2 separate regions of the Homo sapiens genome follow, and region 2 is linked to region 1. A link is a contact called in ENCODE Hi-C or POLR2A ChIA-PET data. All regions are on one chromosome and are shown on one strand. Each heading gives the region's core, a stretch centred on a gene start or an enhancer-like site at or near the end of the contact. The rest is flanking DNA. Distances are from core to core; before and after follow the strand shown. Region 1 holds the start of IP6K2 (inositol hexakisphosphate kinase 2). Region 2 holds the start of DUSP7 (dual specificity phosphatase 7).

What was found. Hi-C counts contacts between places; a loop is a spot of excess contacts on that map. ChIA-PET counts read pairs that join two places held with the same protein, here RNA polymerase II (POLR2A). Pooled maps may share reads with other maps.
Region 2: a pooled map shows a loop between it and region 1 (15-fold over the local background). The contact joins the promoter of DUSP7 here to the promoter of IP6K2 in region 1. A Hi-C loop is called at or near these places in 5 of 50 pooled maps. POLR2A ChIA-PET finds 5 or more read pairs at or near these places in 2 of 52 experiments (Caco-2 and OCI-LY7).

What each region holds. Positions count from the first base shown.
Region 1 is chr3:48,714,436-48,719,325 of GRCh38, forward strand. IP6K2 (inositol hexakisphosphate kinase 2) reads right to left here and starts at 2,786. Exons shown (of 6, transcript NM_016291.4): 1 at 2,722-2,786.
Region 2 is chr3:52,053,691-52,058,580 of GRCh38, forward strand. DUSP7 (dual specificity phosphatase 7) reads right to left here and starts at 2,881. Exons shown (of 3, transcript NM_001947.4): 1 at 2,160-2,881; 2 at 250-684. The coding sequence starts at 2,676. RefSeq lists silencers at 1,392-1,461, 2,172-2,221, 2,542-2,601, 2,802-3,181, 3,582-3,941.

The DNA.
Region 1 (4,890 bases), core at 1,536-4,035:
AGGCGGGAGTGCAGTGGTGTGATTTTGGCTCACTGCAATCTCCACCCCCTGGGTTCAAACGATTCTCTTGCTTCAGCCTCCTGAGTAGCTGGGATTCCAGGCACCTGCCACAGAGGCTGGCTAGTTTTTGTATTTTTAGTAGAGACGGGGTTTCACCAGGTTGGCCAGGCTGGTCTTGAACTCCTGACCTCATGATCCAACCGCCTTGGCCTCCCAAAGTGCTGGGATTACATGCATGAGCCACCAAGCCTGGCCCTGGCCCTTTCTTTCTTTAAAAGGTAGGGCAGGCCAGGCGCGGAGGCTGAGGCAGGCTGAGGCAGGAGAATGGCGTGAACCCGGAAGGCGGAGCTTGCAGTGAGCCGAGATCGCACCACTGCACTTCAGCCTGGGCGACAGAGAGAGACTCCGTCTCAAAAAAAAAAAAAAAAAAAAAGTAGGGCAGTGATGGGGATAGGCACAGTGTAGATGAAACAAGATTGGCCAGGAATTAGTAACTACTGAAGCTGGTTATGGATGACAGACCCAAATCAACTGTGCATCATCTCGGCAAATTGACTTCTCCAAATCCTGAAGTGGGCTCTAAACTCAATTTTTGGAGAGAAGGACATTTCCTTGCCACCAGAATATACTGTAAAACACAACTACTTCTTATTACTTTTATTATATGGTACACAAATAGGCAAAAACATAATTTAAAAAAACAAAAACATGCTTTAAAATGTAATAACATGAGAATAATCATCTGCTTACTTTCTAATGTATAAGAGTGTGTTCAATTTGTTACCCAAGATTATCCCACTAGGTGAAATAACTTCACTTAAAGGGAAAATTCTTCCCCAGTGCATCCTCTTTATGAGCCAAACAATGGAAAATTTTCACCTCAGTAAGCTGGCCTCAGGGAGGTTCAGGCTCATCCCTGTTGCCTAGATACCAGTGACATCTCAGGAGCTTACAGAAGGCTCTGGCATCCCTCTTGGAAGGGAGACTGGCAAAGGTTCATCAGTCAGTGGTTGCTCCTTCTTTCCTGGCACATTCCACTGCTCAGACAGATACAGGGCTAGCATACAGTGTACCTGTCTGTCACCTAGGAAGCTTTGAAACACAAAAGAAATCTATTATATCTGTTACACTGATTTCTAGATCTCCCAGGTCCCTGCCTTGCTCCCTCCCTACCCAGGCCCTGCATAAAAAACAAACCAAACAAACAAAAAGCTAGTTTCTACAATTGTATTAACTCTAGTCAGTGTTCTTATCCATTTCATTTCTTTCTCTCTCTCTCTTTTTTTTTTTTTTTTTGTAGAGACAGGGTGTTGCTATGTTGCCCAGGTTGATCTTGAACTGCTGGGCTCAAGTGATTCTCCATTTGATTTCTAACAATGCCTGTGAATTCTAAAGTCACAAAGCAGGTAAATCTATCGAAATGACAATGTCAGACAAGACCACAGAAAATAGAAAAAAAATTTTAAATGACAGTTAACAGTTTAACTTTTTCTCAAAAAAAAAAAAAGTTACTAGGCCATCAATTTGCCTATTATGTCAAATGTGATAAAGTATTCATTTGGCCCTTTCTAACTCTGATAGTGGCTAAAGTTAAAACAACACCCTGAAGCTTCTCTTTAAATACTTAACACCCAAGTTACACGATGCAATTATACAAACCCCACAGCAACAACCTATATAAATAAGCATCTTAGTTCACTTAAAATATTACCTGGCTACAACTGCAAATACAGCAAACATTTTAAACACTAGAATTCAACAAAATTACTGTAATCATGGTCCTCTATTAAAAATATCATAGAACCGATGATCTACAACATTTTTGTTACCACGTTCCAAAGTGCCAGTACTTTTTCTTAAAACTATTCAAGATGATTTTTTGTTCTGTGTACATTCTGCTACGGAAATGTTTAATTCCAAGCAGTGACTAGTTCTGTTTTCCCTGGTATTTAAGAGCACTGGATTTTACTGGTTTCTACATTTTATTTTCACTCACTTTTCTGCTAGTGTAGCTTAGTTGATATATGAGAACGAATACAATCCTAAAATGAAATAAGCCATTAGGATGCAAAAGACAAAAGCGGTCTGTAATCAAACGTAAAGAGTGGAAATATCACTATAAAGGTGTCCTCTTATCCATTTAAAGGCATTTTTTCTATAATAAGGTTAAGTGTGTAGATTCCCTCATCGAACACCATCTGACGGGCCCAAATGGCATTCAACACTCAAAATGGCTGCACATCTGCCGACCCCAGGTAACAGTACCTGAGGCGCTGAGCTGACTCCCTATCCAAAGATCCGGGAAGACCCCTCCACCCGCCAAATATCTGGGGAGATCGTGGCCGCCAATGACCTGGGGAGACCCCTCAATGACACCGTAGATCTTGCGCTTCCCAAGACCCGGGGAGATCTCAATGACCAGGAAAGATCCTGCCCTCCCCCAAACCCGGGAGACCCCCTCCAATGACCGGGGAGGATGCTGGACCCCCAAAACCACGGAAATCCCTCCCCCAATGATCAGAAGAAAAACCCTCCTCCCAAATGACCCAGGGAAATCGAATCCACAGGGACCCCGGGAGATTTCCCCCACAATGACCACGGAAGAAGTCTTTCCCAAATAACCTGGGAGACTCCAATGATCAGAGATCCCGTTTCCCAGTAGCCTGAAAAAATCTCCCTCAAAGCTCCTCGGGCACTAGGGCCATAGGACGCGAGCTTTACCTGCCGCCTCAGCCGGGTTCCTCGGCGTTTCCGTCCTATTGTTTCTCTCGCACCAAAATGGCTGCGGCCAGGCCGAGCCCCGCCCCCTGCACCTCGCTCCCGGTGCCCCTCACTATTGGCTCGTCCTAGGAGCTGCGCACGCGGACTGGACAGCCTGAAAGGCGCTGTTGCTAGGGTGCCAGGATTCGCTGCAGCAGCTTCCGGAAAAGGCGGTGACTGGGGGCGGGGCCAGAGAGGGCGGAGCATTGTCCTCCGTCTGGGAGGGTGGGCCGGAGGTCTGACGGGCGGTTGGGTGGATAGACTAGCTGCGGGCCGATGGACAGCAGGATACCTGGGAAACAGATGGATTGACCAACAGTCTTGGTTTGTTCAGTAGTGAGCGATTTCGCAGGATGCAGGAATTTCAATGCTAACACAGAGACAGTCCACTACAAACTGGGAAGTTGGTCACTCTAGCAGATGGACAGAAGACTGGATGTGAATAGACGGAAAGAGGGACAAAAGAGTGCCTGTAGACGGTGGACAAAGAAATGGTTATAGATACAGACAGACAGATTATTAGATATGGAAGGGTGGACAGAGAAGTGGCCATAGAGTTTTCTGGGGACTGGTGGATGACCCAGTGCCCAACCCAGCTCCCACCAAGCACCACACCACAGGGCTTGTCTGAGGCTCATTTGTCTTGGGCCTGTGTTGGACAGAAGGGCTCTCACCTGAGTGAATGTCAGCATAGCTGTGAAAGGCAAAGGAGAGGGTTAGTGCCACTGAGAATGGGCAGAGCCTCCTACCTGATCTCTGCTCTTTCTGTAAAGGAGAACAATGTTGCAGCCCTGTGTACTGGGCATTTGCAAAGGTGTAAATTCACTCATACACTTTTTAATTCAACAAGTATTTATTAAGCACTTACACTCGGTATTGGAAATACAGCAGTGAACAAAAAAGGAAAATAAATAAATATCCCTGACCTTATAACAGTGGATAGGAGAGACTTCTGTGAGCAGCTCCTCTCACCTTAGCATGTGGTTTCCAGGGCTCCATGTCCTCCTGGTTTCCTCCAGTCTCACCAGTTTCTCATCTGTGTGTTTTCTCTTTGTCTACACTCACTCTTCCAAAATCTTATCCAGGCTCATGACTTCAAATGCCACCTACATGTCAATCACTCCTAAAAGTGTTTGTCCAGTCCAGACCCTTCCTGAGTGGCAGATTCACTAGTCCCACTGTCAACTAGACATCTGCACTCTGACTTCCAGTTGCTGGCATCTCAAACGCAACTTGTGCTACCCTAACACTGGCTCATCCGCCAAACCTACTTCACCCCACTTTCCCCAAATTGAGTGATAGCATCTCAGCCCTTCTTATTGCTCAAGTCAAACACCTCAAAGTACCCCTTGACTACTCTCTTTCCCATCTATATTCAGTGCACCAGGAAGGTCTGCTGTCTCCATCAGCATCATCTACCCAGAATGAAATCACTTCTTGCCACCTCCATACCTTTCACTGAGTCCAAACTGCCACCATTTCTCTTGAGTGCAATGTCACAGCTGCCTCCTGGTCTCCTCTTGCTGCCCCTGATGCCTTCAGTCTGTTCTGCACACATCAGCCTGTGAATACATGAGTCAGATCCTCCCATTCCCTGCTCAGAACCCTGGAGTACTTCCTCCCCAAGGGAAAACCAGAGACATCAGGACCTTCATAATTCCCTATCACCCCCCCGACTGTATCTCCCCGGCCAGCTTTTGGCCTTGCTGCTCAATCTCCCAGTGTTCCTCACACATCACACCCCATGCACTCTCCTGCACAGTGTATGAGTTATGGTTGTTCCCATGCCTGGATTGCACAGATTTCCAAAGAGCTGCACCCCAGCTCTCAGAGCCCCTCATTTCAGACTGTAACCTGCCCCACTCTGCCCCCAGCACTCAGTACCACCTTTATCCCCTCATCCTGGCTCTATATGTTTCCATAGCAGTTACCACCTTCTCAGAATTTTTTTTTTTTGAGACATAATCTTGCTCTGTCACCCAGGCTGCAGTGCTATGACATTGCAACCTCCGCTTCCAGGGTTGAAGCGATTCTCATGCCTCAGCCTCCCAAGTAGCTGGGATTACAGGCGTGTGCCACCACACCCGGCTAATTTTTCTATTCTTCAATAGAGACGGGGTTTCACCATGT
Region 2 (4,890 bases), core at 1,631-4,130, 3.3 Mb after region 1:
CCATGACGTGCTGTCAGCTAGGGGGAGCTCAGGACTCAGGAGACTGCTCAGGCCCCAACAGGTAGAGGGGCCCAAGGGACTCGGTGACTCACAGTAGGCCTGGGTACACCCACGGGCACACGCTGGCACACGTAGGGCACACACAGGTCTCAACAGGCCCAGAGGTACCCAGTCAGGCGGGGGCGCCACCCAGAGTCCTGCATACACCTTGATGCACCCACACCCCCCTGCCCAGCACACAGCACCTACCAATGAAGCTGATGGCCTCAGGGAAGAACTGGGAGAGGTTCTGGCTCCAGTGGTCAGAGATGGGGATCTGCTTGTAGGTGAACTCGCCGCCGTGCTCGAAGGCGTTGGGTAGGTTGGGTGTGACATTGAGGATATACTTGATGCCATACTTGCCGAGCACGTCCAGGTTGGTGGAGTCCTTGGCGCAGCCGAGGTAGAGGTAGGGCAGGATCTGGACAGGGAAGGCTGGTTGGCTGGATGGCACAGGGCTGCCGTCTGACTCGGTGGCACTGCTGGGCAGCTCTCGGTCCGACTCGCCGTCGGAGCAGTCAGAGCTGATGCGCAGGCCCCCCAGGCCCAGCACTGAGGTGGGTGGCGAGCTGCTCGGCGAGGAAGAGCTGTCCACGTTGGTCTCGCAGTGCTCAGAGTACTCTGTTTGAAACTTGTTGAAACCACCTGTGTCCAGGGTGAGACAGGGCCTGGGTGAGAGGCTGGTGAGAGCCCAGATGGGCTGCACAAGACCAGAGATGGCCAGGACTCTGCACGCCAAACACCACAGCACCCACGGTCAGCATGGGCCATGCCAAGCATGTTACACGTGTGCCCTCTCTCGTGTTCTCTCCATCTAAACCATGACCACTTCACAGATAAGGAAACTGAGGCCCCAGAAGGTGAAGTGACGTGCCTGGACTCCAAACTGGTACCCATAACACTTCGGGGCCCCCAGCCATGGCACCAGCTTTAGGGCACTTGAGGACAGGCCCCAGCTAATTCCTCTTCTGCAGCTCCCACGCACACCTAGCACCCATGGGTGTTCAGTAACAGCTAAGTGGTAAAGAAAAGCAGACAACCCCATCTTAGCCAGCACCTCTGGGTTGGCAAACTCCTCTTATAGATGAGACCACAGGTGCCAGAGCCACATCTGGCTCAGTTAGAGGCAGAGAGGTCCTGGGCTTCCTGAACGGGAGTCTAGTGGTTGCCCAGCCCCGAAACTACAGCTGGGGAGGGTAGTGGGAAGGTACTGGCTGGCCCCTTCCCCCAGCAGGGGCAGGTTTTTGAAGGGGGTCCTGGCTCCACTTCTCTAGAACCCTCCCTTAGAACACAAGCCCCACCCCCAGCCTTGGACCTGCAGCGGGGGAGGGCCACTGGGGCGATACAGGGACAGGAGAAATGGGGAGCCCCTTGCAGCGAGGCATGGGCCCTGCGCCCGAGGGTGCCGCAGGCCTCCCCTCCCCTCCCGCCCGCCCCGCTGCCAGCAAGAGGCCATTTTGGAATGTTAATTGGAAACACCGGCCTCAGCCACTCGCCCCCCGGTGCTACCTCTCCCTTCTGCAAGCTCCGGGGCAGCAGGCTAGGGACCTGGGGGTCCCGAGAGACCCGGGCCAGGGCAATGGAGCCTGCCCATACCCTGCCCCAAGCGCCTCCTAGAGGCGGCAATTCTCCGGTGGAAGAAGCAATTCCCGGATCCAGGAGACCCCAACCCAAATGGTCTCCATGCGCTGGAGGTGAGGATGGTGCTATGAAAGGTGCCCTTCCTGATCCTGGCCTTCCAGAAACACGAATTCTAGGCTGGACTTGGGCGCCCTGCCGCTTTTAGGGTTCTGGGAGGCGGCGCCTTCCACCTCTGAGGGGCTCCACTGGAGCCCAGGCACTACTGTCGCCCCATCAACAGGAAAAAAAAGGAAACCCCAGGCAGGGGAAAGTTTGTTCCACCCACTCGAATCGTGCCGAGAAAGGGGGCGCAGAGGGAGCCCCGCGCCTGCCAAACCACACAGTGGGGACCCGGCTCCAGGAGGGCGGATGCGGGCCGGGGACGACGTGGCGCCCAGAGGGGCAGGCCGAGCGCGTGGAGAGGAAAGCGCCTCCAAGGGGGGCGTCAGGGAGTCGCGGGGGGGCCCCGATCCCGTAAGGCGTCTCGGTGCCGCCCTCACCTTGGAGGTAGTAGGCCTGGCAGCCGTCGTCGCGCAGCTTCTGTAGGAGCAGGCCGAGCACGGAGGCGGGAGCGCCGGGCTCGGGCTGCCACTCGGCCGTGGCCTCGTCGTAGAGCAGCACGGTGGCCGCCTTGCAGCGCGTGGCGAAGCGCTCCTTGTCGGCGTGGTTGGGGATGATGGAGCGGATGGGCAGGTTGCCCTTGCGCAGGCGGCGCAACATGAGGCCCGGGATGGCCAGGTTGATGGCCGTCTCGATGTGCGACGACTCGAAGAGCTCGTGCGGCCGGCAGTCGAGCAGCAGCAAGGACGCGCCGCCGCGCGCCTCCAGCTCCTCCTGCAGCCACTCGGCGCTCTTGCAGGGCATGGCCCCTGCCCCCGTCGCCGCGCCCGCCCCGGTGCCTGCGCCGGACCCCGACCCCGCACCGGGCTCGGACCCCGCCCGGGTGCCCCCAGCCGCCGCCGCCCCCGAAGTCGACATGTGCGCCCGCGCTGGGGGGCCGCGGAGCTGGTTTTTCATGGGGAGCGCGGGCGGCCCGGGGCCGGGGCCGGGCAGCCCTGCCCTGGGACGGCGCCCCGGCCGCGCGGGCCCCAGCCGCGTCTCCGGGCGCCCGCCTCCCGCCGAGCTGCGCGCCCGCCGCCCCGGCCTCCCGGCCTCCCGGCCTCCGTCCCGCCCGCCCGCCCGGCCCTCCGCGCGCACCGCGGCCTGACAGCCCCAATTAAACGGCGGCTCCGGCGGCCGCGCGCCGAGGCGTTCTCCGGGGGGCGGGGCCGCGGGGGCCGGCGCCCGGGCTTAAAGGCGCAGCGCCTCCACCGCCCCTCCCCACGGGGTATGCGGGCGCGCTCGCGACCCGAGCCCGGGAGACCAGCGGCGGGGCCCTCCCCCACCGCCTCCGCACCGTTGCCCCCTGGACTAGCTCGGAGCTGACTACGATCCGCCTAGGGACCCCGGCCTAGACGCCCTCATGGGTTCACTCTGCGCGTGCTCCCAAGCTCTTCTGGACACTGCGGGAAGAGAGGCCCTGGGGGCGTCCTATGCCTGGCACCCCCACCCCACATTCACAACAGCATAGTTTTCCTGGGACGGGGCGTGGTGGGGGGGATGGTCAAGCTGAGCAACCTCTCCTCCTCCCGCCTGTCATCCCATTCATTTTTTCTGTCATCGAGTTCATTCAACAAATGAGAACTGAACGCCTACTACGTGCCAGGCACTGTGCTAGGCGGTCACCGTTTCAGAGGACCTCATCGTTCCCCTGACGGTCACAGGCTCCAGACCTGAGGGAGAGCGTCTCACGCCAGCAGGCCTGATGGGAAATCAGGACCTGGGCAACTGGCGGGGTAGGAAGACTCAGGGCCGTGCCACCTTCCGTGGGCAGGTGTGGAGAAATCCTAGAAAGGACCAGCTTTGGGAAGGGATCGCGAGCCCTTTAAGAAAGCTTTACAAGCGGGGTGGTGACAGGCGCCCAGTGAAGCGCCACGTGACTTTTTCCACGGGGCCGGTGGGAGGGGAATGCTCCTTTATAATCAGCTTTCCTTCCCCTGCCTCCCTCTCAACGGACCAATCAACTTCCGCGGTAGGCGGGCGCCTGCCATGCAGATGGCCAATCCTGGCCGAAAGAGGCGGTGGCGGAGGGAGGCGGGGCCCGCCGCGGTTTCCACCCAGGGCGGGGAAGTGGGCGGGGCCTCCGCCCGCCCTGTGTGTCGATTTGCAGGCAGGCGGGGCAGCGGAGGTGAATGGACCCGCAGGTAGCGCTAGAACAAAGCGGCTAGACGCAGGCGGCGCGCTTGCGTAGGACCTGCAGTGCTTTCCCTACGGAGCCAGGGTGGCAGCTTGAGGCTGGACCCTGCCGTCTATCTGGTCCATTCTTTTGCCTGGCGGGGTGCCCCTCCTTGGGGCTTAACCCCCCGACTCCGCCCGAGGCTGGTCGGCTCTGAGACACCTTGCCCCCATCCCTGACTGGGGGAGCGGTGGTGCTTGAGGGACGGCCTCTGGAACCCCGAGGATTTGAGCTTTCCGCTAACCTCTGACCAGAAGGCACGAAAAGGGGTGACTCAGGAGCAGTCCCCGCCTGTCTTTCAAGCGAGGGATAGTCTTTCGGAAGAGTTTCATCCTGGGCCACAGGGCTGTATCCCAAAGGAGCAGGGGTCTCTCCCACAGTCACATTCTCAGAGTGTGAAAGGAGAAGCAACTCTCCGCCCAAGGTTGTCCTGGGGGTCCTGGGCCTGTGGAAAGAGCTTCCAGGGCCCAAGATGCCAAGACCCAGATTCTGTCCTGCCACTTGCAGGTGTGTCCTGTGACCTTAGTATGGTTCTTCCCTCTGGGCCTTGGGTCTCCCAGTGTAGGAGAGTGCTAGTGTGGACTGAGCCCAATCCGTCTATGAATCCATCCGGCTGGGAGGACGTGGTCTGAGGACAGGCCTCTCGGCTGGCAGGCTGGATGCTGCTTGTCAGGGATGGAGGCAGCACTCAAAAAAGAGGCCTGAGCAAACTCCCAGGGGAGGGTGAGCTGCTGAGCAGTGCACCATTCACTCAGCAAGCCTTGCTGAGGGCCTCCTGAGTACCAGCCTGCCTGGAGCCGGAGTGACAACAGTGGAGCCTCCATCCTCCACTCAGGCCTGGCTACCTCTCCCCTCTGCTCCACCATGGGGTTGGATGCCGGTCTGGGTGCTCTCCCAGGCCTACCACAGGATGAACACAGACCCCTCTTTCTCTAGGGCAGAGACTGGTCTTGGTG